7 separate regions of the Homo sapiens genome follow, and regions 2, 3, 4, 5, 6 and 7 are each linked to region 1. The links are chromatin loops, found by intact Hi-C in ENCODE. Cell type or tissue: mammary epithelial cell. All regions are shown on one strand. Links, peaks and the distances in the headings refer to the core of each region. The heading gives the core; the rest is flanking DNA. Region 1 overlaps CC2D2A (coiled-coil and C2 domain containing 2A). Region 2 overlaps CD38 (CD38 molecule). Region 3 overlaps BST1 (bone marrow stromal cell antigen 1). Region 4 overlaps FBXL5 (F-box and leucine rich repeat protein 5). Region 5 has its middle 6.3 kb from the start of FGFBP2. Region 6 has its middle 56 kb from the start of FGFBP1. Region 7 overlaps PROM1 (prominin 1).

The links. Hi-C counts contacts between places; a loop is a spot of excess contacts. Peaks named below come from ENCODE experiments on the same cell type or tissue, not always from the same donor. Only the 100,000 strongest peaks of a DNase experiment are listed, where the experiment ranks them.
Region 2: it touches region 1 in a loop (11-fold over the local background); 20 of 110 quality-filtered maps call a loop at or near these places.
Region 3: a loop joins it to region 1, with 9 times the contacts of the local background. A loop is called at or near these places in 13 of 110 quality-filtered maps.
Region 4: it touches region 1 in a loop (20-fold over the local background); 74 of 110 quality-filtered maps call a loop at or near these places.
Region 5: a loop joins it to region 1, with 18 times the contacts of the local background. A loop is called at or near these places in 47 of 110 quality-filtered maps.
Region 6: a loop joins it to region 1, with 13 times the contacts of the local background. A loop is called at or near these places in 23 of 110 quality-filtered maps.
Region 7: it touches region 1 in a loop (17-fold over the local background); 39 of 110 quality-filtered maps call a loop at or near these places.

Annotation. Positions count from the first base shown.
Region 1 is chr4:15,477,446-15,481,997 of GRCh38, forward strand. It overlaps CC2D2A (coiled-coil and C2 domain containing 2A), which reads left to right. Exons shown (of 37, transcript NM_001378615.1): 3 at 1,278-1,361; 4 at 3,259-3,382. Among named protein-coding and RNA genes, the nearest start is that of CC2D2A, 9.8 kb to the left of the region's middle. RefSeq lists an enhancer at 1,457-2,107. In mammary epithelial cell, for the core only: a CTCF peak has its summit at 1,703 (motif pointing right); a DNase peak (open chromatin) is centred at 1,766; H3K4me3 peaks cover 939 bases; H3K27ac peaks cover 704 bases.
Region 2 is chr4:15,803,285-15,807,836 of GRCh38, forward strand. The region is part of intron 1 of CD38 (CD38 molecule); the gene reads left to right. Among named protein-coding and RNA genes, the nearest start is that of CD38, 27 kb to the left of the region's middle. In mammary epithelial cell, for the core only: CTCF peaks have their summits at 2,512 (motif pointing right) and 3,075; a DNase peak (open chromatin) is centred at 2,527.
Region 3 is chr4:15,727,604-15,732,155 of GRCh38, forward strand. BST1 (bone marrow stromal cell antigen 1) reads left to right here. Exons shown (of 9, transcript NM_004334.3): 9 at 4,137-4,552. The coding sequence ends at 4,242. It also overlaps the pseudogene RPL10AP7. Among named protein-coding and RNA genes, the nearest start is that of BST1, 27 kb to the left of the region's middle. In mammary epithelial cell, for the core only: a CTCF peak has its summit at 2,498 (motif pointing right); no DNase peak of the experiment used is centred there.
Region 4 is chr4:15,647,477-15,652,028 of GRCh38, forward strand. All of the region lies in intron 1 of FBXL5 (F-box and leucine rich repeat protein 5), which reads right to left. It also overlaps a transcript of FAM200B not described here. Among named protein-coding and RNA genes, the nearest start is that of FBXL5, 5.6 kb to the right of the region's middle. RefSeq lists a silencer at 1,182-1,281. In mammary epithelial cell, for the core only: a CTCF peak has its summit at 2,672 (motif pointing left); no DNase peak of the experiment used is centred there; H3K27ac peaks cover 1,121 bases.
Region 5 is chr4:15,954,588-15,959,139 of GRCh38, forward strand. No RefSeq gene overlaps it. Among named protein-coding and RNA genes, the nearest start is that of FGFBP2, 6.3 kb to the right of the region's middle. In mammary epithelial cell, for the core only: CTCF peaks have their summits at 1,270 (motif pointing right) and 1,865 (motif pointing left); a DNase peak (open chromatin) is centred at 1,844.
Region 6 is chr4:15,880,283-15,884,834 of GRCh38, forward strand. No RefSeq gene overlaps it. Among named protein-coding and RNA genes, the nearest start is that of FGFBP1, 56 kb to the right of the region's middle. In mammary epithelial cell, for the core only: a CTCF peak has its summit at 2,521 (motif pointing right); a DNase peak (open chromatin) is centred at 2,539.
Region 7 is chr4:15,999,673-16,004,224 of GRCh38, forward strand. PROM1 (prominin 1) reads right to left here. Exons shown (of 28, transcript NM_006017.3): 14 at 824-947. Among named protein-coding and RNA genes, the nearest start is that of FGFBP2, 39 kb to the left of the region's middle. In mammary epithelial cell, for the core only: a CTCF peak has its summit at 1,904 (motif pointing left); a DNase peak (open chromatin) is centred at 1,919.

The DNA of each region.
Region 1 (4,552 bases), core at 148-4,147:
GGAACTTACGTTCTATCTTATTTGAAGTCCTACTGGATAGTTAGAATAGAGGATGAAAACATCACGGAAAAGCAAAACATTACGTAGGTTTCTCACAAGTCCATTCTAAGTCAGTAAAAACTTAGAATTGAATTAAAAGCCATGCTTGCACACCTCAATATAATTATCTTCTTGTAATCTAAGTTGGCGAATCCCCTGAACTAAGAACACTCCCTATTAGTCAGGCCCAAAGAAGGAGTCCAGAGTGAGGATGCAGCTCAGAGGACAAGTCAGAGATCAGGTCACATACACAAAGGAAAGGCCCAAACCAAGGCTATTCTCTCGTTCGACCTCACTTCCGTCCTCTGTTATTGCGGTTCATGTCTTCCCTAACCCCAGTGGCCAAGGGCAGTCAGGAGTAATTGAGGTCTGGCCCAGAAACCTGCATGATATTTCTTTGAAATTATATATCCTTAAAATTCATACTTTGTGTTCCGAATTTGTTTCAGTATAAAAACAAAAAAATCCTAATTTTAGGAAAAAAAAATCTAGTAAGTTTTGTGTACCCCAGAGAGGTTCTGTTTATCTTGCAACTTTTTGTTCACCCAGGGGCACTTGTGCCCCAGTCTATAAAACTCTAGGACTAAAACATTTTAGAGCTCGTAGACTTTAGAGCTTTCAGCTCTAACATTTTATGACTAAAATATTAGAAAGCGTAAGGTGGAAAGAGGAAACGAAGTTTGCGCTGTTAAAGGATTGTTTTCCTTTTCAAAAAAAAATCTGCCAAAATTTCCTTTAACTTGAAGCATTTGTGATGATGTAACATGTATCATTATTATCCTTTTCCTGCTGGTAAGGCTGGAAAGCAGAAAAACTTAACCGGTGAAATCCCTAATATGATTGTGATGTCTGTCCTAGCAGATTCACTTGTTAGTCGCCTTTCTTAGATTGTAACTTTTAAGAGCAGACAGCATGTGGCTTTCAATTCTGTGTCCCAAGAGCATGGAACATAGTAAATGCTCAATAAATGCTGTATGCATGAATGAGGACCTGGAACAATGGAAGATCCAACATCATCTCGTGTATGATGGTCCAATATGGATACGACTTTTCGAAAACATGTCTATGTTGAGAAGAGTGGATGATGAGAGCCGCACAGATTGTTAACTGTCCCCCAACTCACACTCAGCATTACTGGATAGAAGCCCAGGGTCAAGATGGGAGTTTTAATTTTAATACCTAAAAGTCATACCTCTCTTCCTGTCTTAAGATTCTCTCCCTTTTGCATTTTCACAAAGGAGTTCATTGAAAATGATGAGGATGCAGACATGGGAAGACAGAATAAGAACTCAAAGGTTCGAAGACAGCCAAGAAAGAAACAGGTAAGAAGTGACAAGAAACTGTGTCTGCGTATTGTCATTGATCAACAACCCGCCTGCATCCCCAGGGCCATACAGAATCCACAAGGGCAGCCTTCCTTCTTTTGGTACCAACTTTTGGCCTGCTCTGGGGGGCTGTGAGGCGGGGATGCAGATGGGTGGTCCAGGGTGCAGGAGCCTGATTCAGAGACTTATAGATGAGCCTCACAATAAGGCGGGGGTCCATACTTAGAGCATTTTTACTCTAAGTTTTCTCCCATCTCCTGAGAGAGGACTCTAGAAAAGATGGAAGGAGCCTGTTTTAGTGCTTCATTGAAGGCCATGGACTATGATGGGCAGTAGATGGCAGTACACGATTACAAATCTTGGGAAACTCCCTCTTTTTCCAACTCCAAGCCCAAATTCTGTCTTTGAGGCAGAAGCCAACTCCTTTCTCCCGAGCCTGCTGGCAGATCCTCCCCCACCTCTCCGCAGGAGTTCCCCTCCTAGGCTGGGAGCATCCCGTGCAGGGTAAATCTTTTCAAGGTAAGTCCTTGGTAAGAAGTTGTCCTCTGAGAAGGGAGGCAGGGAAGCAGCTATTGTGGATGGGAGCTCTGCTTGGAACAATCAAGATGCCAGCAGGGGAGGGAGGGGAGAGAAGCGCCATTTTGAGCCAGCAGTCACGTGAAGGGGCTGCAGAGAGGGGTGGCCAGGAGAGATGAAGAGGTCATAGGGAGACAGAAGAGACCTCCCTCCTAGCTCCCCCCTTGCTCAGCACACTCCTCGGGGCAATCTGGGCAGAGGAGTCACTTTCAGCCTTTCAAGGGAGGGTCCAGGTGGTTGGGGAGGTACTGCCTGGCCACGTGGGCTAGCTCTCTGGCCACTCCTGGGGACTGAGGAGACCCACAGCCAGACACAGCTCCGAAGCTTTAACCCCTTCCTGTGGGGTCAGTCTGCAGCCGTGCAGCCCAAGGCCAGGGGCTGTGGAGGCAGTAGATGAAAAGGGTTCAAGCCTTTAGCTCCACAGTCACAGGCACAGTGAGCAAGTGGGTGACTAGTGCCAAGGCTGCCACGGAGCTTAGACTGAAGAGGAGAAAGGGGCAAGGATGGAGAAGGGAATATAACAGCTCTCAAATGCTGAGCAATTTATGGGCCAGGCTTGGAACTTTATAGGTTGGGAGCATTGCAAGAAACGTAGTTGCACTCCAGAATCAGAATCACATGGGGACTTTTTGTTTAAATAAGTTCCATCCCGGGCCATCTATTTACGTCAGAATCTCTGTGCTTTCTACAGTGACTCAAACATTGTAGCATCTCAAAAAATGGGCTCTTTTTATTATTTTTCTTTTACAGATAAGAAAGCAGTGTACAAGGAAGTTAACTAACTTGCCCAAAGTCCCACAGTCAGTCTGAGTTTGGAGGCAAGCTTTAGTCTATCTGTCCTCAAAGGTGTTATTGCAAATTCTGCTTCCTTGTTTTCCTTCACTGAGAGTGTGGGGAAGGAACCAGAGGCTATTCTTGGGGGGTGTCCAAAGGGTGGACTAAATATTTGCCCCTGAATTACCCAGTAACACTTTAGCTGCTGTTTGCAAACTATTTGAAGTTGGGAACAAACTGATTTTCCTGTTTCTCTTTCCTCCAAATTCCTGCAGAGCTCTACATATTTTACCTAGAAAAAGTGAAAATAATAACGTTATTTGGGGACGCCTTGATAATTTCACAAAAGCATTTCTAGAGAAATTCTGGGTTGGCACCTCTTCCCTGGTGGGTACTCACAGTGAGTCAGGTGACAGAGACTGTGGTTATCCAGATGTGAATAGTACTAAGGCCTGTCCCCTCACTGGTGACCCATCTTCCCAAGAGAGGAACAGACTCAAATAAAGTCCTGGGAGTCTCTGAACCTCTGACCTTCTTCCTCCAGCCACCAACTGCTGTCCCCAAGGAAATGGTGTCCGAAAAATCCCACCTTGGCAACCCCCAGGAGCCTGTGCAGGAGGAGCCCAAGACCCGCCTCCTGAGTATGACAGTCCGGAGAGGCCCACGGAGTAAGTGCCCCTCTTCCATTCAGCTACTGCTTGTTAACTGCCTACTGTGAGCTCAGCACAGAGCAGTATAGGGATTTTTTATGGGTGTTATTTTTCATGCATTGCCACTGCTGCTCCACCCACTTTACCCCAACTTGGTGAGTGACTCTAGGTTAATCCCTGCCAAGGAGACAGAACACATAGCTTCAGGATGTGTTTCTATAACCACATAATATTATTTGGATGTTTGTCCCCTCCAAATCTGAAATGTGACCTTCAATGTTAGAGGTGGAGCCTAGTGGGAGGTGTCTGGGTCATGAGGGCACAACTCATGAATTGGTTGGTGTTGTCCTCTAGTAATGAGTGAGTTCTTGCTCTGTTCACTCACAGGAGAGCTGGTTGTTAAAAAGAGCCTGGGCAGGCCAGGCACGGTGACTCACGTCTGTAATCCCAGCACTTTGGAAGGCCGAGGCGGGTAAATCACCTGAGGTTGGGAGTTCAAGACCAGCCTGACCAACATGGAGAAACCCCATCTCTACTAAAAATACAAAAAAATTAGCCAGGCGTGGTGGCGCATGCCTGTAATCCCAGCTACTTGGGAGGCTGAGGCATGAGAATTGCTTGAACCTGGGAGGTGGAGGTTGCAGTGAGCCGAGATCGGAGCACTGCACTCCAGCCTAGGCAACAGAGCAAGACTCCATCTCAGAAAACAAACAAACAAAAAAGAGCCTGGAACCTCCTCCCCTCTCTCTTGCTCCCTCTCTCACCATGCGACACACCTGTTTCCCCTTCCCCTTCTGACATAAGTGAAAGCTTCCTAAGGCCTCACCAGAGGCAGATGCTGGCACCATGCTTATTGCACAGTCTGCAGAACAGTGAGCCAAAATAAACCTCTTTTCTTTATAAATTACCCAGTCTCAGATATTCCTTTATAGCAATGCAAAATGGACTAACAATACATAAGTTAGGGAGTGTTAATTAGAATGGAAATTAAATATGCAGAAACTCAAAGGAAGATGAAATTGTTAGGGAAGACATATGTGTTAACCTAGTGAGGCTTGAATCAGATGTTTGGAAGAAATGAGGGAGGTTTCTGAGGCTCCTGGTGACCTTGCCATTGAGGACACATATACTTCTCCCCCTACACACGCCTTTTCTTCTTCCCCAGTACAATGAACATTAGGAATTACC
Region 2 (4,552 bases), core at 245-4,244, 330 kb after region 1:
TTACATCAAACTAAACATTTCTGTGCAGCAAAGTAAACAATCAACAGAGTCATGTGACAAACTACAGAATGGGATAAAATATTTGCAAACGGTTTCTCTGACAAGGAATTAATATCTAGAATATACAAGGAACTTAACAGCAAAAAGCCAAATAATCTGATTTTTAAAATCGGCAATTGATCTGAACAGACGTTTCTCAAAAGAAGACATAAAATGGCCACTAAGTATTTGAAACAGTGCTCTATGTGACTAATGATTAGGGAAATGCAAATCAAAATCACAGTGAGATATTATCTCACGCCAGCTAGAATGGCTATCATCAAAAAGAAGAAAAAATAACAAAGCTAGCAAGAATGCAGATAAAAGGAAACTTAAAACATTTCAGCTTTTACTTTAGATTCAGGGGTTACATGTGCAGGTGTATTGCATGATGTTGAGGTTTCAGAATATGATTGAACCCATCTCCCAGGTGGTGAGCATAGTACCCAATATGTGGTTTTGCAACCCTTCCTTCCTCCTTCCCTCCCTCCTCTTATACTCCCCAGTGCCTAGCATTCCTATTTTTATGTCCATGCGTACCCAATGTTTAGCTCCCACTTATAAGTGAGAAATGTAGTATTTGGTTTTCTGTTTCTGCGTTAACTTGTTTAGGATAATGGCCTCCAGCTGCATTCATGTTGCTGCAAAATACATGATTTCATTCTTCTTTTTGTGGCTGCATGGTATTCCATGGTGTATACATACCACCACATTTTCTTTATCCAATCTGCCATTATTGGGCATCTAGGTTGATTCCATGTCTTTGCTACTGTGAATAGTGCTGTAATGAACATATAAGTGCATGTCTTTTTTTTGGTAGAACAATTTATTTTCCTGTGGGCCATATACCCAGTAGTGGGATTTCTGGGTTGAATGGTAATTCAGTTTTTATTAATAGTTCTTTAAGAAATCTCCAAAGTGATATTCACAGCGGTTGAACTAATTTACATTCCCACCAACAGTGTATAAGCGACAAAGAAAATTCTCACACATTGTTGGTAGGAATGTAAATTAGTACAGCTATTATGGAAAGCAGTGTGGAAGTTCCTTAACAGGCTAAAAATAGAACTACCATATGATCCAGTAATCTCGCTACTGGACCTATATCCAAAGAAAATAAAATCATATGTCGAAGAGATACCTGCACTCCCATCTTTACTGTAGTTTCATTTATAATAATGAAGATATGGAATCCACCGAAGTGTCTATCAACAGATGAAGAGATAAAGAAAATGTGGGATATATAGACAATGGAATGCAGCCATAAAAGAGAATGAAATCCTATCATTGGTGGCAACATGGATGAGCCTGGAGGACATTATGTTAAGTGATATAAGCCAGGCACAGAAAGACAAGTTTCATATATTCTCACTTACATGTGGGAGCTAAAAAAGTTGATCTCAGAGAAGTAGAGAGTAGAATAGTGGTTACTAGAAGCTGAGAAGGGTAGGGAGACAGAGATTGATCAATGAATACAAAATTATATATATGGATAGAGGAAATAAGTTTTAGTTTTAGTGTTCTATAGCATTGTAGGGTGACTATAGTGAACAATAACTTATTGTATATTTTCAAGTACTGAGAGGAGAAAATTTTGTACATTACCAGCACAAAGAAATGATAAACCTTTGAGATAATGGATATGCCAATTACACAGATTCGATCATTATGCATTGTATGCACGTATTGAAATGTCACTTCACCCCATAAATATGTGCAATTACATGTCATTTAAAAGTGATAAGAAAAATTAGTTTTTTTGATCTTATTATTGACTCGTAGGAAGCTTATATATTCTGAAAAGAAGTCCATTTTCAGATGTGTACTAAAAATATTTTCTTTCATTTTATGACTTACCTTTCCATTTTCTTTAATGGAAACTTTTAAAAACTTTTAAAAAACAAAGTTTTAAAAAAATCTAGTTAAGGTCCAGTTTGTTAACTTTTTTCTAATATGGCTTGTGACGCTTATTCCTTCTGCCTAGAATGTTCCTGGGATGTTTGTGGAGCTAAGTCCTCGCTTCCTTCAATTCTTTACTCAAATATGTCCACCCTATTTAATGTCAACTGTCCACCGTATTTAATGCCACCCTATTTAATATCACTAACACCTCCTCCCCCCTCACTCTTGACATTCATTCTAGTCTATTTTACATTTTTTTCTCATAGAACTCATAAATTTCTAGCATGCTTTATAACTTACATATTCATTATGTTTATTGTTTATTGTCCGTCTTTGTTCCAGTAAAATGTAAACTCCTAGAAGAACAGAGACCTGTGTTTTGTTCACTGATGTACCCTAAGTGCTCACAAGTGTTTCTAGCACCTAGTATTTGCTCAATAAATATTTGCTAGGTTGATGAATTAATGATTTCTAAGCTTTCCTTCAGCCTGAAGAGTTTTCTGATTGTAAGATTCTACTTAGATAATCCTAATTGTCTCAGTGACTCTCACCAGTCACTCACTTCTCCCACAAGGTGGCAGTCTTTACCTTCAACACAGGTTCTGGTAGCCTCAAATTTGAGAATTAATAGCTGAGTTAACCTGCTTGTTTTCTTTGAGCCCAGACAGCCTGCCCTATGGGAACTGACAGCTGTAAAATTTAAAGGACGAGTGTAATTACCCTGCAAGATCTGAGTGCTTTTAGGCAAGAGGATTTAGGGGGTGAGAGTTTTCCTGGAGAGGGACACATTATGAAGGTGATATTGCTTAATTGATGGGGACTTTGAAACATAGTTGCTCTTTGTGAGAATGGTATAGGTTTAGAGAGAGGTGCTAGCACAGAGCTGTGACACCTGAAGTAGGCTGACCGCAGACAAATTGGATTTAACCACCAAATATATCTGTGTTTTCATGTCTTCCTGCCCCGTGCCCTCTTATCTGACTCACTTTACCCCAGCACTGGGGAATAACTGTGCCCTATTCTGGTCCTGACCCTTTTGTACCATCTAGGGAAATGAGAACTCCTCTTGGGGTCTCAGATCCTCATTTCTGTTAGAACCAATCCTATTCTGTGGGTAGGGCCATGGTTGTAAATTTCCTGTGGGAGGCAGCATTGCTTTGCAAAAAGAACACAGTTTGGCATGTGAGGCAGCTCTGCCACTTGGACAAGGTGATAACGCTTTAGTCTCTTTATTTCTAAAACAGGGAAGATGCTAATACCCCGCCCATGGACTAGTATGAGATTTAAATGGCAGGTACTTGGCACAGTGGCAGGTGGTGAATGCTCTTTGGTGATCATGACTATCCCTTTCTCCTGGTAGTGCTGCCTCCTCCCTCTGAGCACCTGGAGTCAATCCACCTTGGGTAGGTCAGAGAAGGCAGAAGAAAGTGGTGGGAGGTGAACTCGACGGAATGATGTACAGGGCGATAGGGTGAGTGAGAGGTCTGGGATCTATTGGCAGGAGCAGAATGGTAGGAAAGGGAAAACATGCCATTGACCTTGAATCTTGACATTTGTGCCCATCCTATGCTGTGTTGAGCCTCAGGTCACCGTTTGCGGAGGTGAGCAGAAAACTGCTAACAGATCGAGGCTTCTCCAGCCTTCTAGGTAAACTTTCATCAGTGGGTTAGTTGTCTTGTTCAGAAGCTGATCACGGAGCTTTGGCCAAGCATAAACACTGATTATGGCAGTCCAATTGTCATAATCCCTTTGATTCTTTAATATCACCTTCAAGATTGTTTGTTATTGTCAATGCCCCCACAACCTAAGACCACCAGGAACACACTGTAATTGAAAAAGGTGGGTTTGTTGCTCTCTGCAAGAAGGGAGGACACTCAGCGTAGAGACTCATGAGGGTGGGGCAGGTTTTATCCGATGACGTTAGAAAGGACTTACTGAGGATTTGGGCTTGTTTTAGGAGATTTGGGGGAAAGGTTCAAGGAGACTGGCTTTTCCTGGATGCTGCCAGGAAGTAGTGGGATGGTAGTAAGTCTGTGGTAGGATGTTTAAATAAATTTCCTCTACTGGGCTGGAAGAATGAGAAGGCTGAAGCTGTAATAAGTAAAGAAGTGGCAGTCACTCCTATCAGCTATGATAAAAGGATGTTTGGCTATTACTTTATGGTTTGGATGCTATTTTTGCTTGTGTTCACATCATGGTCTATCATGGTGATAGGCCACGTACACAGTGGCCTTGTCTGATGCTGGTGTCCCATGGAGTTGATTATGCTCAGCTGAAGGACACTAAGGCCCAACTGTGGGGGCCAGGCCAGCTCCTGAGTGTCAGGGGGGGCTGCACTGCTTTGTCATTATCAACATCTCCACATACAATACAGCCTGTGCATGTGAGGTCCCAGAAGGAAGGAGCTAAAGCAGCTAGACTGGGATCACTTTACTCAATTTGAGGAGAGGAGTGCTCTTGAGGGAACCAGAGGAAGGCAGATGAGCTGGTCTGATCTCCTTTTCTATTGGAGCTCTATGCAGATAGACTGAAAATATTTGCTAAAACAAAGAGCTCCATCTCTAGAATACCCTTAGCAGGATGTCCTTGATTAAAGGATTATTTCTGAAAA
Region 3 (4,552 bases), core at 180-4,179, 250 kb after region 1:
CATAGCAGAAAAATGTTTTAGAGATGTTATTCAATGCTTGATGTCACTGTAAATTGATAAAGTGCTTTGGGAAAACAATTTGACAATATGTGTCAAGAATTAGAAAAATATCACAGTCTTTGACCTAGGTCACACTTTAGGGTACTTTTGGTGCCCTATTCCAAACAAGTGATTTGAAATGCACATACAGCCTATATGCTCAAATATGTTCTCCAGAGCATTCTTTATAATACTGAAATACTGGGAACTGGACTCAAATATCCACTGACAAGTAAACAGTTACATCAAAGGGTACACTTACTGGAGGGAGTAGAATATAGCCCTTAAAGACAATGGTAGGATAATCATACAGCAAGCAGAAGACCCCATGAATAATCCAAGGGGAAAAAACCAACCTTAGCGCTTATAGGTTATAATATTGGCCAAAAATTCAGTAGACTTTTAATCTGCAGGATTGGTGATGATATGAGAAAACAGACATATAGTACTGGAATGAGGACTCAGTGTGGCACTAAGGGCCAAAGGCAAACATCAGATCTTTTAACTTAGCTGGAAGGCTCTATCCTAAATGCCCCAGGCCACAGAGACAGGACTACTCATCTCTACTTGTTTAGGAATAGTGGGGTAAAGGGCTTTTAATCTGCAAAGGTTTCAAATGAAATAAACAACTGTTGATGTAAATCCACCCATTTTATTAATAGTTTTGTGGTAAATTTAGGGACAATCTGTATGTTTTGGTATTTAATTATTGGCAATATTTTAGAGAATGTAGCATATAAGAACAGCTGTTGGATTAAACCTGTGATGCCAGTATATGGGTTACTATTAAGTAACTAATTCTTTTTCTTTTTTTTTTTTTTTTTTTGGAGACAGGTTATCGCTCTGTCACCCAGGCATGGAGTGCAGTGGTGTGATCATGGCATATTGTAACCTCAACCTCCTGGGTTCAAGTGATCCTCCTGCCTCATCCTTTCAAGTGGCTGAGACTACAGGAGCAAGCCAGCACTACTGGAAAATTTTCTTTTCCCTTCCTTCCTTCCTTTTTTTTTTTTTTTTTTTGATGGAGTCTTGCTCTGTCACCCAGGCTAGAGTTCAGTGGCTTGATCTTGGCTCATCACTGCAGCCTCCACCTCCTGGGCTCAAGTGATTCTCCTGCCTCAGCCTGCCAAGTAGCTGGGCCCACAGGTGTGAGCTACCACGCCTGGCTGATTTTTGTATTTTTAGTGGAGATGAAGTTTTACCATGTTGGCCAGGCTGGTCTCAAACTCCTGACTTCAGGTGATCCTTCTGCCTTGGCCTCCCAAAGTGCTGGGATTATAGGTGTGAACCACCATGCTCAGCCAAGTAACTGATTTTAGGCTTGGGATTTTTAGTAGGAAGTTATAAGAGAATTTTACTAAGTTTTGAACCAGTATTGGAATTTGTAAAAGAATTAAGATTAAATTTTATACATTTATTAGGTTTACTACAATCAAGTAATTGAGAAAGTTTTGCTAATTTAAAGTCATTTAAAATATTTTTTAAAAAAGATGTAATATTTTAATATTTAAGTTGAAAATAACCTGAAGCCTTGCCCAGTGGCTCATGCCTGTAACCGTAGCACTTTGGGAGTTCAGTGCGGGAGGATCACTTGAACCCAGGCATTCAAGACCAGCCTAGGCAACATGGCGAGACCCCGCCTCTACAAGCAAACAAACAAAAAATTGGCTGGGTATGTTGGTGTGCACCTATGGTCCCAGCTACTCAGGAGTCTGAGGCAGGAGGATTCTCTAAACCCGGGAAGGTCAATGCTTCAACGAGCTGTAGTCATGCCACTGCACTCCAGCCTGGGTGACAGAATGAGACCCTGTCTCAAAGAATAATAATAATAATAATAACTTAACCTGAAATAACTTGAGTTTAAAACATCACAGGAATTAAGTAAGTGTGACAAATCCTTAAGAGTTATTGTCAGAGTTCACCAGGTTTTTAAATAGAACAATGTGATTTATAAATTAAATAAAAGGGCATGGGAAAATTAGGCTTTTGAGTATATAAATGTAATAACAAGAATCAATTTTAAAAATCAAAGTAACTGCAAATAGTGCAGTTACCCCCTCAAGTATAGTCTCACATTGACAAGAAAAGGTTTTTAAGCTACAAAGTGAGAAACCAATGCACAGAACATGAACCGAGACATGTAAACCAGAAGAAAGCAAAACAGCATGTTTCTATTTGTGCATGATAATGGATGTAAGTGATAGAAATAGGTCTGAGAAAGTAAACTCCAAGCACCTAACTGTGGGTTCCTTCTAGGCAAAGGAATAGAAACTGGAAAAAGATGAAGGGAGGCTGTCATTATTAGTGTATCTAATTATGTGTTATTTTATTTTTTAAAAAAGTAAAGAAAAATGTAACCTTATGTTAATTAGTTAATTATTTGAAAGCAAAAGTAATTTTAAATTTTGAGTGAATCGAGTCTGGGACATTAACTGCATCACAGGTGCAATTGTAGAAAATGTCCGGTAGGTGGAGCACTAATACAAACCTGTGGGTCAGATTTCTTTAGCAAAAAAGAGAGGACCAGCATTCAAATGGAGTCAGGAACTTTTAAGGACAGGGCCACTAGTCCAGAGCCATGGGATATATTTCCAAGCCAACATTAGATGGTTTCATAATTTTAAAATTCATCTTTTAGTTGGTTTAAAAGAATTCAGTAATTTCTGTTTTTACAAACCCAGTGGCCAGATACTGTTTACTATGAATAGGGTCCATATTTTGGGCAGGCCCTCTGTTGATGTCTTCATGTCAGGACAGGTTTTTCTTCACCACTTAAACTCTGATCATGTAATAGCCATCAGTAGGAAACCTGGCTAACACTGTGTTCCATCCGTACAATAAGAATTCATCCACAAGGAAGAATGAGTTAACTCCCTGTGTACCAATATGGAAGCATGTTCAAAATATGATGTTAGGTGAAGAACGCACGTTGCAGATTCCATTTGTGCTTAGATAAAAGGATATCTAAAGACATCTAAGGATAATTTGCAGGGCAGCAGCAGGTCCTGTTGTCTAGAGAAGCTTTTTGCTCAGGAAAGAATGTCTTGAGATGGTATTTCAATGACGTGTGTGCTCAGGATTGCAGAAATAGGAATTAGTTATATTGAGCAGGTTCAGCATGCATGTGTTCATTGCATTCCTGGAAAGAGAACTCAAACTATCAAAGTTGGTTTTCTATGGAAAGTGCAAATGGGGAGACTAAGAGACTTTTACTTTCCACTTTATAACTTCCTATATACTATGTACATTTCTCCACAGTGTGCACAATTTGCTTTTTTTTTTTTTATACTGGTAGCAGTAGAATTTATTCAAATGTGCCTTAATATAGGCACTGGGGCTTGCCTATGGTGCTCTCGATATATAAGGCCCGGACATTCTGCCAGTTTTTCTGCCAGTTTTTCTTGAGCAATGTCACCAAGAAGTTGACAGGCAGGTGACTGTTACACACAAGCTCATTGTCTGTCCTTTTCACGTGGCCAACAGCCACAGCCAGACATAACACCTTCTTCATGTGGAAATTGATTACGGACTTCATCTCATCCACTTTGGCCACCATGTTTTCCTTGTGTGTGAGCAGGGAGGGGCAATTTCCTGCCTTATTTAGGACTGGGCCGAGGATTCGTGGGATCTGCTTGATCAGAGACTCTGAGGCCAAAAATGCATCATACTCTTGGCCAGTTTCTTGACCAGTTTCTTATTCTTGTTGAGTTTTTTCAGTACCTCGTTTTCCATGTGGTGGAAATCCACAGGCTTGGCCTTGTCACGGTGCTGCTGGTTACCCAGGACACACATGGAGAACTTGGGGCAGGGAGTGGACTTAAGCCTGACGGTGCCCGAGAAGCGCTTGTCCTTCTGGGGAGTCATAGTTCTTGAAGCTGATCTGCAACTCCACCATCTCCAGAAACTTGGGGTGCTTGCGCTGGTTTCGGTGCAGGACTTCGCGCACCGCCTCCTACGGGGTGTCACGGGAGACTTTGCTGCTCATGGCTTCTCGCTCCGCGCTAACCAGAAAAGAGACTAATACTGCACATATATTTTTGAGCGTAGATTCCATACACCAATACTGACACTTTCTCTATTTCCTTGTTAATTTGCAGGGCAGCAGCCGCTACTCAAAGAAAAGCCCCAAGTCTTTATACAGAACAAAGGGCGGGTCTTATCATTCCCCTCTTTCTGGTGCTGGCTTCCAGGACTCAACTGTAACTGGAAACTGTGTTGCTCTAACCCTCCTCCAGCCCTGCAGCCTCCCCTTGCAGTCATCATTCGTGTTCTGTGTATACCAAATGATTCTGTTATCTAAAGAAGCTTTTTGCTGGGAAAACGATGTCCTGAAAATGGTATTTCAATGAGGCATATGTTCAGGATTTCAGAAACAAGAAGTTAGTTCTATTTAGCAGGTTAAAAAATGCTGCATTAGAATTAAAGCAAGTTATTTTCTTATTTGTATAATGACACAAAGCATTGGGAGTCAGACTGCTTGTATATTATCAAACATTTTAAGAGAATTCTAATA
Region 4 (4,552 bases), core at 361-4,360, 170 kb after region 1:
TAGGAGGATACCAAGGGAAGACTGTAATGCCCTAACATGAGTTAAGAAAAATAATATATTAAAAGACATACAGGGAATTTTGCATATATTCTCATTAGACTATTAGAAATTCTTTTAGATCTAATAACACATTAAGGTAAAGATTAGTTTCATGCCACAAACTGACAGTCAAATTAACTATAGTAACTATATAAAGAGACTCTAAATTACAGGTAGAATCTATATCCAGCTAACCTAGCACAGTAGTTAAAAGCACTGACTCTAGGGCAAGATTGCCTAGGTGTAAATCCATTCTACCAGCAAGTCATTACATTTCTTTGTACCTCAGTTTCTTCATCTGTAAAACAGGGCTAATAATATTAACTACTTCACAGAGTTCTTGTGAGAATTTTTTTGAGACAGGGTCTTGCTCTGACACCCAGGCTGCAGTGCAGTGGCATGATCATAGCTCACTGCAACCTCAAACTCCTGGGCTCAAGTGATCCTCCTGCTGGCCTCAGCCTTCCGAATAGCTGGAACTACAGGTGTGGTGTGCACCACACCCAGTTACTTTTTTATTTTTTAGAGACGGGGTCTCACTATGTTGGCCAAGCTGGTCTTAAAGTCCTGGCTTCAAGCGATCCTCCTGACTCAGCATCCTGAGTTGCTGAGATTATAGGCACAAGCCACTGCACCTGGCTACCTGTGATAATTTAATAAGTTAATATAAAGAACACAGAATATAAGCCCTACCTAGGCATCTGTAAGGCTTATTTAGTAGGCTTTTCTGTTATTAATTCTGTATTCAGACCAAAATAAAATATCATTAGAAAGGAATTGGTACAGCCATTATGGAAAACAGTATGGAAATTCCTCAAAAAATTAAAAATGTAATTTTCATAAGTTCCAGCAATCCCATTCCTGAGTATATGTTCAAAGTAAATAAAATTAGGATCTCTAAGAGATATCTGCACTCCCATGTTCAATGCAGCATTATTCATAATAGCCAAGATATGGAGCCAACCTGAGTGCTTGTCCACAAATGAGTAAAGAAAATGTGATATATACAATAAAATATTATTCAGTCATAAAAAAGGAAATCCTGTCATTTGCAACAACATAGATGAACCTGGAAGACAGCTAAGTGAAATAAGCCAGAGACAGAGAGATAAATAATGTATGATCTCACTATATATGGAATCTAAAGTAGAACTCACAGAAGCAGAGAATATGAAAGGTGGTTGTTGGGGCAGGGGATGGAGAAAATGGGGAGATGCTGAAAAAAGAACACTAACTTTCAGTTCTAAGATGAGTACGTTCTGGGGATATAAGGTACAGTATGGTGACTATAGCTAATAATACTGTATTATGTACTTGAAATTTGCTGAGAGTACATCCTCTGTGTCTTTACCACTCCCACACAAAGGGTAATCGTTTGTGGTGATGGATGTGTCAATTTGATTTTGGTAATCATTATACAATGTACATGTATATCAAAGCATTGCATTGTACACCTTGAATATATACAATATTTATTTGTCAATTATACCTCAATAAAGCTGGGAAAAAATGATCAACAGATCAACAGATCAAGTTAAATTCTTGGTGGAGAATACAAAATATTTTGTACAACAGGTTGAAGAAATAAGATTTTTATCTATATTAAATCCTCAACATGTTTGTTGATTTGATGAAGTGAAAACAAAGCCAAAAAAAAAAGAGCAACAGAGAGAAAAGTCCTTAAAGATACTACCCAACTCAGTTTTTCTCCACATGAAAAGTGCAAACATTTTTAACCCGGTACCTAAAGTTAGTAAATTTAGCAGTTAAAAGAATAACCAGGGCCGGGCACAGTGGTTCACGCCTGTAATCCCAGCACTTTGGGAGGCCGAGGCAGGCGGATCACAAGGTTAAGAGATCTAGGCCAACATGGTGAAACCCCATCTCTGCTAACCTCTACTAAAACTACAAAAATTAGTTGGGCGTGGTTAGCACACGCCTGTAGACCCAGCTACTCAGGAGGCTGAGGCAGAAGAATTGCTTGAACCCGGGAGGCAGAGGTTGCAGTGAGCCAAGATCACACCACTGCACTCCAGCCTGGAGACAGGGCAAGACTACGTCTCAAAAAAAAAAAAAAAAAAAGAAAGAAAGAAAAGAATAAACAGAATATACACAATTTAACTTTTTTGAAATCTGTTTATATAAATAGTTTTTAAAATTGTTTGCCTTCACATATAGACTTTATGGAGAAAAAAAACCTGGACACTAATGGTTCTAGGACATACGGAAGGAAGCCAATGATGTGTGAGAAATTACCCTAGTGTTTTTATATATTTAATTCTTAAAACAACCTAAAAAGTAGATATCAAAATCCTCATTTTACAGACTAACAAACAGAGTCTCAGGAAGAAAATTTACCCCACATCATACAACTAGTGAACAACAAAACCGAGACCAAGTCCCTAAAACTCTAACATCTATGACTTTTCTACATACACAATGTTAGTCCCATTAATAAAGCTATCTTTTCAGATACAAGAGAGTAAATTGTCAGAAAGAACACTTGCTCTAAAGCAACAGCTCTCACCAAGGCAGTAATTTTGCCACCCCACTACCCATCCCCCAGAGATAAAAGGCAAGATCTGGAGGCAGTTTTGGTTGTCACCACCGGAAATGTACTACTGACACCTAGTGGATAAAACCCAGGGATGTGGCTAAACATCCTACAACGCACAGGACAGCCCCCATAAAAAAGAAATCATCTGCCTCAAAATGTCAATAATGCTTTGGTTAAGAAATGTTGCTCTAGAAAACTGTTTTTCAAATACTGTTAACCATGACCTTCAGTATGAAATATAGTGCAATCCAGATTCACACGCATCACAAACACTTCAAACAAATTTCAGGGAACAGTATTTCCCTCTCTTATCTGTGATGTACTCTAGTATTTACTTTTCGGTTTAAATTTTTAATGCTGTTTCGGACCCACAAAAGAGATTTATGACCTACTACTAATAGGTCACAGGACACATTTTGAAGAGCACTCTTCTACAGTAAAATATAAAGGTTCCTAGTGACCTATAAAGTTATATACTCTGATGCCTCACAAATTCAACAAAGAACTTATATATATAAAAGGACGCACATAATTAACAAATAGTAACATGATATCTTCCACATTTTAAAAGGATTTATAACTGACTTTCTTTTTTTTTTTTTTTTTTTTTTTTGAGACAGAGTCTCACTCTGTCGCCCAGGCTGGAGTGCAATCGCCAATTCCAGCAATTCTGCCTTAGCCTCCTGAGTAGCTGGGATTACAGGACCCCGCCACCATGCCCAGCTAATTTTTGTATTTTTAGTAGAGATGAGGTTTCACCATCTTGGCCAGGCTGGTCTTGAACTCCTGACCTCATGATCCACCTGCCTCGGCCTCCCAAAGTGCTGGGATACAGGCATGAGCCACTGCACCCAACCTATAACTGACTTTCTGTCTCAGACATTCTACAGTGATAAATCAAGTATTACAGCCTGGTTTCAAACTGATTCTCAAAAGTGGTATGTCACTTAAAGACGATACAGTACATTCAAAAATAGATAAGAAAACGGCATAACAAAAACACATATATTATTCCCCCAAATACATTTTTACTTTGTCTACTCACTCAGACAATGCTTTAATTTAATCAAGGGAGACTTATACTCAGTGAAGAAACCTTAGTAAGTAGCTGATCAAATTTACAGATGGAAAAAATGATGACCCACAGGTAAACTGTTTTGCATAAAATCATAGAGCTACCAATAAGTAGCAGAACTAGTAAGGTAATGCAAAACCCATGGGCTTCCGAAGGGGAAAAAAAATCCTAAGATTAAAATTCAGGCTCTACTAATTACTAATTGAATGAGTTGGGTAAGTTACTTAACCACTAAGACTGTTTCCTCAACTTTAAATGAAGGATAATATTTGGCTTAAGTAGTTCGTGAAGATTAAAAGAAACAATGTAGACATGTAGTAAGAACTCATTAAATTCCCTTTTCCTTCTTCCACAGGTCTCAATTCAATATTTTCTCCACTAAGCCAATCTTCTCAAATGCCAGTCAATAAATTGTTACAGGTATGCAGAAAAATGGCGGAGGGGGGAAGGAAAACTGACAATAAAGCTATACTCACTCATTTTTTAAAAAAGGATATATTCAAATTACTCTAAGCTTCTTCCCACTTAAGAGTTTTGGGTCATAAAATGTCCTATCTGTATAAATAAATGTATAAATAAATTCTTTCATAAAAGTAAACAGCACTTTTAATACCCTTACCTGAAAAATTTGGGCACACCTTAAGGCCTCCACCACTTGAGTTTTTAATAACTGGTTTATATATAAGCCTGGGAATCTCTGAACTAACCACATCCTGACAACCACAGCCTACTCTTCTCTCAGAAATCAATTCAAAGAGACCACTCCTGACACTTTAATGTGGAGCTGACCGTGTAACTCCCTTTGCTCCCACTATACCCTATTTGGATTTCCATCCTAGCATAGATGTTATTACATACTGGACTGTAAACTTTTTGAGACT
Region 5 (4,552 bases), core at 344-4,343, 480 kb after region 1:
CATCTTTCTCAAGTTCAATCTCTAGGGCAGGGACAAAATGCCACCAGTCTCTTTGCTAAAACATAACAAGAGTCACCTTTGCTCCAGTTCCCAACAAGTTCCTCATTTCCATCTGAGACCACCTCAGCCTGGATTTATTGTCCATGTTGCTACCAGCATTTTGGACAAAGCCATTCAACAAGTCTCTAGGAAGTGACAAACTTTCCCACATTTTCCTGTCTTCTTCTGAGTCCTCCAAACTGTTCCAACCTCTTCCTGTTACCCAGTTCCAAAGTCGCTTCCACATTTTTGGGTATCTTTTCAGCCACGCCCCACTCTACTGGTACCAATTTACTGTGTTAGTCGATTTTCACACTGCTGATAAAGACATACTTGAGACTGGGAAGAAAAAGAGGTTTAATTGAACTTACAGTTCCACATGGCTGGGGAGGCCTTAGAATCACGGTGGGAGGTGAAAGGCACTTTTTACATGGTGGCGGCAAGAGAAAATGAGGAAGAAGCAAAAGCAGAAACCCCTGATAAATCCATCAGATTTCATGAGACTTATTAAATATCATGAGAATAGTATGGGAAAAAGACTGGGCCCCATGATTCAATTACTTCCCCCTGGGTCCCTCCTGCAACACATTGGGAATTCTGGAAGATACAATTCAAGTTGAGATTTGGGTGGAGATAGGGCCAAACTGTGTCACCTAGCAAAGGATTTTTATGCTCATATTTTTCTTAGCCATTTTATTCAAAGCAGCTAGATGCCATAATTTATGCATCATCTGGAATCACTTAAATTTTTTCTGCAGAAGGTGTGATTGATAATTGTGAAAAATGTCAATAATTGTCCTAGTGTCCAAAATGCCCCCCAAATCAAATAACCTTTGAATTGCTGAACGTAAGTGCAGGAATGTATAGTGGAGATCATGTAGGTCAATGCCACCAGTTTAAATCCATCCATTTGATTAATTGGACAACTATTTGCCTTATTTGTAAAAACTAAAGCCCCACCTGTCAGGTTCCCCTCAAGTACTAAGGGCAGAATCGAAAATGCACAGATTTCTCATATTAAATGGAAGTGGAACACTTCATAGGGCAAGTCTGGTCTCATAGATAATTCTCCTTACACAAGTAAGTTGAGACCTCACCTTTAGGGTCTTCTTGTCCCTCTCTTGATTACTCAGAGGGACAGCTTTTGACTACCTGGAGACCACTCCCAGGAAGTCTGTGAGGATGCTGGGGCTTGGTTTACTGAAGACTAAAAGTGCTGGTGTCCACCTGGTGGCAGCAGCCATCTAGCCCTAGAGACAACTCTGGAAGAGCTGCTGCAGGAGGAGCCCGTAGCCCAATGAGCTATATGGAAAGCCATTACCTTTGCCTTATTCAGTGCTCGTAAGAACCAGACATGCCTTTTTCACCTACTCTTGGGTACAGCCAGCAAGCTGTCTGGTTGGTGACAACTGACCGGTATATTAAGGACACTCCTCTATGGGGCTATAAGCTATTGACAGCCACTACTGCAGCCTCAGGAGACATTTTTGTAACCCTTGTGGATGCCATGGAAGGGATGCATATGAGGTGAGACAACATGAAGCCAAGTGGGTGACTGGACCCTCCAGCCCTGGTGGCCAGCATCACTGCCTCAATCCATTATTGGACTGGAGATGGTAATCTTGCCACTAACACAATAGACTCAAAAGTTAAACCTCATCTGAGTGCCACAGAGAATAAAATGGCCTACTGGGACTGTGGTTCCTCTGGTTCCTCTCCACAGTTGATCTCTCAGTCTAAAGGTGACAGGGATCATTAGCTCTGGGGGTGGGGCCTGACTTTGTCTGGCAAATACAATACGTTGGTCCTCTGCTGTCACCTGGTGGCCATTACTGGTACGCAGTGGCAATTGACAACTGTCATCATGGAGTTGCCATTCTGTGAAGCTGGCAGATTCCGGCCACACCGTAGTGGCACTGGAGACTATTCTCTGCTTGGCTTAGTATCCGGTTCACTTGTAATTAGACGATGCCGTACTGTTCACAGCAATGGTGCCCCCAGTAGTGGGCTAATGGACAAAACATTCAATGCACATTTCATGTCCTTGGTCTCAGGTTGGCGTCATTTTTAAGTGGTAAGATAGACTTTGGAAGATGTGACTGAGAAAATTACTAGACAAATGATGTTATCGGCACTGTGTCCTACACATCTTTAGCAGACAATGTGAGCATTACATGCAGCTGATCCTCAGAGGAAACATTCCCCTTGGAGGAGGTGATTGGAGAAAATCAGGACAGAAGAGGCAGGGATTCAGGGAGATCGGTTCTCTATGTCTATGATTTCACCATAAAATCTCTCAACCGCTGCTCTTTTTCTTTTTTTAAATTGACCCTACCACCTGGGAATCTTCACTGGTTTCATCATTATTTGACACCATCAGTGACAACACAAAGAGGGTGACTCCAATCTGTTGCTTCTACCACTCCCTGGTTTGGCTTATTGAATATGGAAGATCATATGATTAATTGCTAGAATTTGTGAACTGTAATGAACTCTTTCAGTGGCTGAGTTCTACTACTGTTCCCAGCCCTCATGATTGGTGACCCATCAATGAGGAAGGCCTGGGTGTGGGTGAGTACTTGATTAATAAAGATGGATGTAGCAGTTACTGAATTAGAACAAATAGATTATGTCACTGTCGAAGGAAAGGAGCACCCCCAGTATTAGGGAGAAACCACCCTTTACATTTCAGTGTATAAACAAATTTCAGTTCATTTTTTTGTATCAAGTAATAGTAGATATTCATATTTTTCTCATGGATATGCTGTTATTTCAGCACCTTTTGGTGAAAAGAATTTCCTTTTCTTTTTTAAAATTTCTTTATAAAATTCAAATAAAATACGTATATCATAAAATATGCCATCTTAACAATTTTAAGTGTATAATTTGGTAGTATTAATTACATTTGTTATGCAACCATCACTGCTGTCCACTTCAAGAACTCTTTTAATCTTATAAAACTAAAACTCTGTAAACATTAAACTAACTTCCCATTCTCACCTCACCATAGTCTCTGGCAGCCAACATTCTACTTTTGGTATCTGTGATTTTTGACTAGTCTAGGTACTTCATATCAGTGGAATCATGCAGTATTTGTCCTTTGTGACTGGCTTATTTTATCTGGCATAATGTACTCATGGTTCGTCCATATTGTAGCCTATGTCAGAATTATCTGCTTTAAGGTTTAACAAAGCCTTTCCTTTTAGGATGACTGAAATATTGCTTGGCCAATGTTACTCTGCATAAAACACATGGAAATGTTAAAATACACATTTCTGGGCCTCACCCCAGATACTCTGGTTCAGTTTGTCTGTGGTGGGGCCTGAGAATTAGCATTTTTTTTGAGATGGAGTCCTGTTCTGTCGCTCAGGCTGGAGTGCAGGGGCATGATTTTGGCTCATTGCAACCTCCGCCTCCCTAGTTCAAGTGATTTTCCTGCCTCAGCCTCCTGAGTAGCTGGGATTACAGGCACCTACCACCACGCCCAGCTATTTTTTGTATTTTTTAGTAGAGATAGGGTTTCGCCATGTTGGCCAGGTTTGTCTCAAACTCTTGGCCTAAGGTCATCTGCCCTCCTCGGCCTCTCAAAGTGCTGGGATTACAGGCATGAGCCACCGTCCCCGGCCAAGAATTAGCATTTCTAAAGCTCCCCAGCAGAAGCAGATGCCTCTGCCCCACCTGTCACCCTTTGGGTAGCACAGATTTTCATCTTTAAAATCACTGGTCAGCTATATGGTGATGTTAGTTTAAAATGTTGGTGAAAAATGGTCTGTGACAAATCCCAGCCTATCCTGTGATGTTTACAAATTGAACGCCATGAGCATTAGAATTGGGTGAACCTGGATTTCTCTGCTGTCCTGACTCTTAACAAGCTGTGTACAACTCACCTCTCCAGACTTTCAAGTCCCTTGGTTTATAATTGGGAATAAAACTACTTACCTCCTAGGGATGTAGTGAGAGCTATATGAGGGGGTGAGTGAAAGGCTCAGAGCCCTTATAAGAAATAGACTTGGTATGTCACAGTAGATGCTTGATGTATATATATTTTAGAAACTCAACCCCAGCAAACGTCCCCTGGCTGCCCCCACCCACCGCCTTCTGTGTCATCTCCAACACTCATCAATGTGTTGTCTTGGTTTCCACTACTTCACTGCACTTCTAAGATGTGAAACCTAGTTGGTTAGTTCATGTCTCCCCTAGCCAATGTGTTGCACAGTGCCTGGGACATAGTTGATGATGAATAAATATTTCTTAATTGTGTGAACTACATATAGAGGCCATATTAGTAGTCTTCAACTCAGGTTACACATAGAATTGCCTGGAAATTACTTAGGATACACCCCAGAGATTCTAATTCAATTAATTAAGGGCGGTGTTTCTCAAACTTGGCTGCATATTAGAGTCACCAGGGGAAATGTAAAATTGCACATGCTCAGGCCCCATCCCTGGCCAGTTACACCGTAACCTCTGGTGCTGACGTCCAAGCACCAGTGTTTTTGAAAAGTTGCCCCAG
Region 6 (4,552 bases), core at 200-4,199, 400 kb after region 1:
TTGTTTGAGTGCTGCTTGAAACCAGACACTCATCTATGTTAACTCATTTAGTCCCCATATAACCTATATGAGATTAGCATTATAAGCTGCAGTTAGGGATAAGAAAACAGAATCAGAGAGGTTTTCCATAAACCAGCATCTGTACCCATATACTCTTTGTTCTCAGCTACCAGCATAGACGATATATAAAGCCAATCACTTTGTGGACTAGATCTCACTCCTGTTGTCTTTTAAAGAACACTTTCCAGAAATTCCCCTCTGTTCTCTATATATTTTTTCCTTTTTGTTGGGTTAGTCTCGTCAGCCTACAAACATGCAGTTAATTCTCACATTTAGCCAAAAATAGGCATACAAATAGAAAATCAGTTTTTCTGGACCCCTGCATTTGGAGACTCGTTTATTAGCTCCCTGTCATAGTAAAATTTTATGGAAGAGTTGACTAAACTTACTGACTCCTACTTTTTCGCTTCCCATTCTCTCTTGAACTCATTCTGTCTTCCTTCTGGTCCACTACTCTAACAAGAGAGCTTTTGCCAAAGTCATAATGATCTCCATGTTGCTAAGTCCACTGGTCCTTCATCAATGCTCACTTTGGTATTTGTGTAGTTGGTCACTGCATCCCTGGCAATTCCTCACTTGTCTTCCAGGATGCCATGTTGTCTCGGTTGATGCCCTGTATTATGGCCCACTCCTTCTTTGTCCCCTTTTTGCTGCTTCCTGTTTTTCACCCAGGTCTCATGTTGTAGACCCAGATCTCAGTCCTTGAACTCCATGTACACTCACTCCCTTTCATTTTTTTTTTTTTTTTTTGAGATGGAGTCTCGCTCTATCACCCAGGCTGGAATGCGAGGGTGCGATCTCGGCTCACTGCAACCTCCTCCTTCCACGTTCAAGCGATTCTCCTGCTTCAGCCTCCCAAGTAGCTGTGATTACAGGCACCCGCCACCACACCCAACTAATTTTTGTATTTTTAGTAGAGACAAGGTTTTACCATATTAGTCAGGCTGGTCTCGAATCCCTGGCCTCAGGTGATCCACCCACTTCGGCCTCCCAAAATGCTGGGATTACAGGCATGAGCCACTGTGCCCAGCCCCATTCACTTCCTTTCTTGCCTCTAATCTCATTGCTTTATATACCATCCATATACTGATGACCCCAAAAATCGTCTAATTGCTAGATCTCTCCTCATCTACTGCAAGTTGTACTCCCAGTAGTAAGTATGGGAGTTCAGATTTGAGTCCTAGTCTACTCATCTTCAATGTATTCATACCTTTCCCTTTATTATAGCACCATAGTTCAGCTTGCTAAGGCCCAGGGAGTATTAAAAGTGCTTTCTATGTACTAGCTCACTTGATTCCAAAAATAATTCTACAGGACAGATACTAATATTCTAGACGAGGAAACTGAGGCACAGTAGAAAAGTTCATCATTTGCCCAAGGCGCATAGCTAGTGAGTGGCTGCACCATGACTTGTATGTACTCAGGCAATTTGACTCATGAATCTTCCCTCTTAGTATTTTAGAACACTGACCCACTATCAGTGATGACATGGGCAAAAAGTTGGCAGATCCCAGAATGCAAATTAGCAGGGTCAGAAATCCTCCCAGTTCCCTCTAAATCACTTTCTTATGTGCCGAGGAACTAAATAGCAATATAGTCCCTCTCCTGTTTTCCCGTTTCCTGTTGCCATTTCCAATTTAATAAAGTGTGGGAAGTAACCCTGATGATGTCTACAGTTGTTTATGAAACACGGGTGTAACCCACATGCAGAGGCTCAGCAAACAGTTGATGGATTTATGCTGACCTCTTGGTAGGAACACCTGCAGTTTGAGATTCTGCTACATTTTCTACCATTTTATTATGTGTCCTGGTTTTTGCCCAGAGAGCAAAAAGTTTTGGGAAAAGCATATAGAAAAAAAATAATAAAAGGTAAAATGTCTGTTGTTTCCAGGATAATGGCCCCAAGGGTGGAATCGCATCTGGTAGCTGTTTCTTCTCAGCCCAGTGAGCGGACACCAGATCGATCCTTCCTCCCCGAATGCTGCCAGAGAGACTGGAGAATCATGTAGGATGGAAGGTCAGCAGAAACGCAAGGGGCCGTTATGATGAGGACTGAGAGAGGCATCCCGTACCAGGCAGCAGGATGCTCCATTGGAATAGCACAGCAGGACAGGTGTGTGGTAGCTGAATCATGCCCCACAGGAGATCCAGGCCCTAATCCCTGGAATGTATGAATGATAACTTTGTTTGGCAAAATAAGCTTGGCACAAGTGCTTAAATTAAGGATTTTGAGATGGGAGAGTATCCTGGATCATCCAGGTGGGCCCTAAATATAATCACAAGTGTCCTTATAAGAAGGAGGCAGGGAGAGGTCTGACAAAGAAGGCAATGTGACCACTAGGGCAAGATGCTACTCTGATGCCTTCTAAAATAGTGGTGGAAGCCACCTGCAAGCAGTGTAAGGACTGCAGCTCTTAGAGGCTGGAAGAGGACAGCAAGAGATTCTGCTCTTCAGCCACCAGAGGGAGCATGTGTGCTGCCAACACCTTGATTTCAGTCCAGTGAAGCTAATTTTGGACTTGTGGCCTCTACAACTGTGAGAATAAATGTGTGATGTTTTAAGCCACCAAGTTTGTGGTGACTTGTTACAGCAGCCACAGGAAACTATACACCTGGTGACAGAGAGGAGGAGCAGAAGCAAGGGCAGCAGCAGTGATAATCAAGTTGAAGTGACGTTTCATAGAAATCCCTGGAGCAGGAGGAACCATCTCATCCCACCCTACAACCTCTGGGCTTTACTCCAGCTGCATGGGAAGGAATCCATTTTCTATTTCTTTTTTACATACAGGAGCTATTATCCAGGAGGGACCCTAAGAACTGGATGTAGGACAAAATGCCATCATAGCTTGAGCTCAAAGCAAGACCTGGTTTCATGGCACCCTGGTTCAGGCAAAATCTTGGAAAGGACTTTACCTTTGAGATGAATGAGGTTCTTTGAACAGGGCCTAGAAGAGGAAAATGACAATCAAAGCATTAAGGAGTTCTATAAAATATGCCAACAGGAATTTCAGTTTTTGGAGATGCCCAGGAGAGTGAGAGTGAGGGTCTTGGAACTTAGGGAAGGGGGAGCTGGGAGAGGTTCTCAGGAGACATTTGCCCCAACAACGTGGGGGCAGGATGGAGAGCAAGGACTGAGACAGCCCAGGAGCCAGTCACTGTTGGAGGGTCGTTTGGGGACTTTTGAACAGTGATGTCTCATTATCAGTTTTAAGTGGTTTCATGTTCCCCACTGTCAACTGAAGAATCAATAAATTTGGAAAGGAGACCTTTGTTTCTTATAAAGAGCTACCTCCAGCAGGCTGGCCATTCTGCAGGCTTGGAAATGTAGCCTCTGGCAAGAGCTGGAAGCAGGCATTTTGAGAGAGGGAAGGATGAGGCAGGAATTGATGCTGAACAGGTTGGCTAAGTAGACATATTCAACAGATTGTAGGAGGAGCTCTGAATATTCATGAAGGGGAGGCATGCACATGTGCAGTAAGCTAACATTATGTTATATGTTTGCTTTGGGTGGAGGCTTCACATTTAGATGTACTACAATTAGACTTTATATGTCAAAAGGTGAAGCAAAGGACATGAAAGCACTCAGCACGCAGGCTCCATCAACTGGCCAGAACCACTTCATGGTCCAGGATTTCTTACCAGAAGAGAATGCTGGTCAGTTTCTGTGTTAAGCCCACAAAAAGGGAGGAGTAGCAGCAGGCGGTTGGTTGAAACCAGTGGCAGAGCAAGTCTTCGAAAGGGCTGGTTTCTGTTTAACACTTAGGGAAGAAAGCTTAATGGTGATTATCAAAGGAGGGGCTGTAACGAGGTGTGTCTGATGTCCCATCCTGTCATGGTTGGGAACTCAGTTTTCAAGGTTTTTCTGGGGCCCCCTGGCCAAGCAGAGGTTCATTCAGTTGGTTGGGGGGCTTAGAATTTTATTTTTATTTCTCAACACTATGAAAAGTCCCCCTGCCCTTACCCCCAAACCTTCATCTGCAATATGGCCTAGCCATACAGCAAGGAGACAAGCAAACAGGCAAGCAGAGATATCAATTCAGCAAGAGAAGAAATCTAGAGTGAGAGTTGAACAGAATAACATCAGCATTACCTAGGCACCCTTGGAACTGTCGGGGGAGGCAATGGCATTCCAAGAGCAAATGGGATGAAACCAGAGCATTTTCTTTGGCTGCAGGACATGCAACTGCTGGGAAGTCAACTACATTCAAGTGTATGCAGGCAGAGGTTAAGGAACTCCTGAGCCAATTGCTTCTGGAGACACACAAATAATAGCAGAAGGCTATGAGACCAGAGAGGCACACATGGGGCATATTCGGGACCATAGCCTCTCCCAGACTACTGTTGTTAAAAGACAACTGCAGTCCATAGAGAGCACTGGTTAAATAAAAACGCACTCAGTAACTCATTCTTTATTTATGTATGAATTTACTTATTCACTTACAAATAATTAGACTCTGGGGTTATAATGACGAAAAAGACATTTCCTGCCGTC
Region 7 (4,552 bases), core at 329-4,328, 520 kb after region 1:
AAATGGAGATCATTTGACCTGCTGGTGATCTCAACTTAATCTCCCTCGACCAGTGAAATAACTAAAATACTGTGACAACAGTATTCTCCTGATTTCATAACAGATCTTAGGCGGAAAAATGTATATACAATGAAAGAGTGAAATAGAAATATATTTTAAAAATCAGAATCTGGAGAAAAAAAAAACACAGAAAAGCCACAATTAGAAGCCAGACACTTACAACAAAATTTCCTCATTAATGAAGAAAGCAAAACTGCCAACTGGTCCCCCGGAGTCGGTGGGAGTTGGACTGAGAGGGAGAAAGCGAAGCTTGAATTCATTTCCTGGTGGCACTACTAGACGTGTGCCAGGTCAGCCCTCTGCCACGAGTCATCCGCTTATCAGTCTCTTTCCCTTCAAATATAGGGCTCATCTGTGTGGACACCTCTGTCACCTGGGAATCTCCCAGGGTGTGTGGGAGGAACCTGGGAACTGATCTTCTGATGTTCCCAGCCACATTTGGAAACTACTGCTGAGGAAAATTCTTTTCTCCCCAAATACTGCAATCCACATTGAGCGGCAGGACTTTAACTCCTGACCCTGATTTCGCTTATGATCAGAAAATAAGGACGCTCCCATATTTTTTTTTCTCTTACAAATAGAAAGGATCTACTGAATTTATTGAATATTTGAAAATTTATTGAATTTAATAATTTCAAGAAATTTACTGAATTTAAACCAAACTGCTTATAAGTTTGCACTGCTCTTAAAGTAATGCACAATATATGAAGAAATCCAAGTTTCTGTTCAAGTCCTTTCATAATGGGTAGAAAATCATATTTACCCGGAATAATTCCTTGCTCGTGTAAGGTTCACAGATCAGTTTTTCCACATTTGCACCAAAGACAAAGGTAAGAACCACAATGATCATCAATATCCAGCAAAAGAGGAAACTTAATCCAACTCCACTGGAAAAAAATATAAAGTTAGTAATTCAACAAAGAATGATTCAATATTACCTACTGATACTTACTAAATCTACCTATACTCTATAAAATAGCCCTGGGGTCTTCAGTGTTATTCAGGTGAAACAGATCATCCACCTAGGAGTGACACAGGGCTTGGGGACCTGGAGAGGGGCAGCTCCAGGACAGGCAAGGGTACACTGGATGGGGGCCTGGGGACCTGGGGAGGGGCAGCTCCAGAGCAGGCGGGGGATCACTGGATAGGGGCCTGGGGACCTGGGGAGGGACAGCTCCAGGGAAGGCGGGGATGTACTGTATAGGGGCCTGGGGACCCACGAGGGGTAGCCAATAAGGGGCTGAAAGCACACGAGGAGCACAACCCGACTTCTCTCTGAACGCAAGCACTCTTGGCACAGTGTAAAGGATAGACTGGACAGGTGCCAACGTGGATGGGACATCATTGCAGAGGCTGTTATCATGGCCCATGAGGGTGGCCTAAGGGGGCAGGATTGGTGGAGAGTTGGTGGATGATGGAGATGTAATATAGGAGACACAGGAGGCATAATATAGGAGGCAGCAGGACTCGGAAAGCGCTGAACACGAGAGGTAGAGGCAAGGAAGGGCTCCAAGGGCAGTGCCAGGGAGCGCTGATGCTCTGGAAGGAAAGAGAAGATGGGCTGGATGTTGGTCTTGTTGCCAGAGACACTGAATGGAAAGACTGTGTAGGAGTCAGTATGTTTGGAGCTCAGATATCTGGGTTTCGGATGTACCTTAGGGAGCCAGCAGCTTAGCCATGGTCATTTATCCCCAGGGCTGGCTTGGAGAGAGAAACAGCCTAGGGCTGGGTCTGGAAGACTTCAACATTTACAAAGATGGGTGGTGGAAGGAGGGGCCAGCAAACCAGACCAAGATGATGAGGCAGAGAAGTAGGAAGGTAACTATGTGGGTGTGATGCCACCTAGGGGACAAAAGGAGTGTTTGCAGGAGGAAGGAATGGTCGGCTGTCACCAACCAATGTGCTGTCTGCATTGCACAGAGAGGTCACTGCCAACTTGAAACAAGTGCAGTCATGGGGGAGGAAACCACATCGGAGTGGACCGGAGAGTCAGCAGGAGAGGAGGGCACAGGCAGCAAGCGCAGATCACTCCTCTGAGAGCCTGTGTGGGGGAAGGAGAGCTATAGGGAAGAGGCAGTGTGGGTAAAGAGTTTCTGCTTTTATTTCTGAAGAAGGGAGAGAACAGAGCCTGGTTAAGTATTGAGTGAAAGTCAAGGAGACAGGAAGAGAATAAAGACATGGAAAAGAAAGGGGATGATCCATTTTATCAGGATCAGGGAAAGGAATGGGATTGAGAATATAGCTGGCGGGATCAACCTGAGCAGGCAGGAATCCCTCTGCTTCTGGCACTGCAGAGAAGGGATGGATGTGTTTGAGAGCAGGTGTGTTTGGAAGTTTGATGATGGGAAGTTGCATGATGGCTTCTATTTTCTCTGAGAAGAAGGAGGTAAAGCCATCTGCTGAGAGAGGGGTGAAGTAGAGGAAAATGGACGTATCAGAGTGAAAAGACTGTTGCAGGAAAGTGTGGGGGGTGTCGAAAAAGAAAAAAAACAGAAAGAGAAGGAAGAAAACAAAAGAAATAAAAGAAAAGATTTGTCAGACTATGGCAAGTCCATTTGAGACAGGAGATCCTAAGTTTGTAGGGATACCCAATGTACCCGGTGCGTAGCTTTTCTCTAGCAGTGCTTAGCTGTCTAGATGTAGACATAGAGAACAAACTCTTAAATCGATCTAGGTGCAGCTGCCAAATCAAATACCATCACTGGTGCACACTAGGAAGGAGCCTCAGAAGGGTGTGGGCTGATGCTCGCAATCACCACAGCATCCCCTCCTAAGGGCACGATTCTCCCCTTTGCCTGCAGATGCCAAAGCCATAATTACAATATTTGTGTATCTTCACTAAAATAAATAGCAAGTAATGTTCATTGGAAAGGCCTAGGTCAGCCTGACTTTCTCTGACCTACAAGGCTTCTGAGTCTGGGAGAGCACAAAGAAGAAGTGAGTGAGGGCCATGCCAGGATCCCTGTCTGAGCATGTGTGTCTGTGTGTTGGAGTTAAACAACTCATATAAACCAAGACAGCTGTCTAAAAAGGGCACCATGACTCTTACTCTAAATCGCATACAGTCACTATCTCCAGCCTTTATTTTCTAAATATGCACATTCCTAGATCAGGGGTAGGGGAACCACTGCCCAAGGTCTGTTTTTCTAAGGTTAGTGAGATAATGGCTAATGTGTACTGAAAATATTGAAAAGGAGGAAGAGGAGGGGGAGAATAAGAGTAAGATGAAAGAGCAAAAGAAGGTGAAAAAGAACAAGAATATGCGACAAAGACTGTGTATGGCCAGCAGAACCTAAAATATTTATTACTTGGCCCTTCTTGGGAAAAGCTTGCTGACTAACCCCTGATTTGCACAGTTAGGATAATACATGCATCATTTTCTGACCCCCTTTCAAATGCATTATCTTAGAAACTTTTGTCAACAAATTAGGACTGTCACCTAGTTATCATTTCAGGGGCCATGTGATCTTCCACGCATGGATGTGTCATAACTCACTTGGCCACTCTTCTACAGCTGGACATGTAGGCTGTTTCCAGTGCTTCACTATCATAACTAATACTGCAAAACACCTCCCTCTTCATGATGATTTCTTCACAGTTTGGCTTACTTCCTTCACCTAGATTCCCCAAAATGGAAATTATTCGGCAAAGAGCATCATGGTCTTTTTACAGCCCTTGCTATATAGCCTGACAAACTGCTTTCCATAACCTCAGAAACTGCCACCAGCCATAGGAATGTGCCCAGTTTGTGATACCTGTGGCTGCTCTTGGCATTGTTGTCAATACCTAAAATGGGAAGTTTTATGATGGGCTTCAAATCACGAGATGCTTGTGCCTCTGTTAGATCTCCTTATCTCTGGAGAGGCCTCCTACGCCCCCCTGCAACAGATAATACATTCACCACTGCATCCTATTCAGCTGCTAAAATGCTCCTGGGGCCAGGGGTAGCGGCTCACACCTGTAATCCCAACACATTGGGAGGCTGAGGTCGGAGGATCTCTTGAGACCAGGAATTCAAGACCAATCTGGGCAACAAAGCAAGACTGTCTCCACAAAAATAAAATTAAAATAAAATGCTTCTGGGACCATCTGAAGATAAAAGATCAGAGCAGAGCCAGGGCTCTCTGACTTTCCTCCTTCCAGATCTTTCACTGGTATCCTTTTGGGAGGTAAGAATTCCTGCTTGGTTTTGAAAGAGACCATGCTCTTGATTGGATGGTGTCACCATTTTTAAAGAGCAGGTGGTGTTTTGGTTGCAACAAAACTACACATACTCTTTCTGGTTTCTACAAGCAAGTAAACAGTTTTAAAAAAAGAAACTGCATTCTTCTAATTAGTCTGATTAGACTGATGACGCTTGTATCATCTCCTCCTTTTGCAATTATCCAGTTGTTTACCAGATACCTCAAGAAGCAGAGAATTCTGCCAAGCACAGCAAAGCGTGCCATGCTGACTGGTTGCATTCAACAATAAAGAAATCATAGCCACCCTA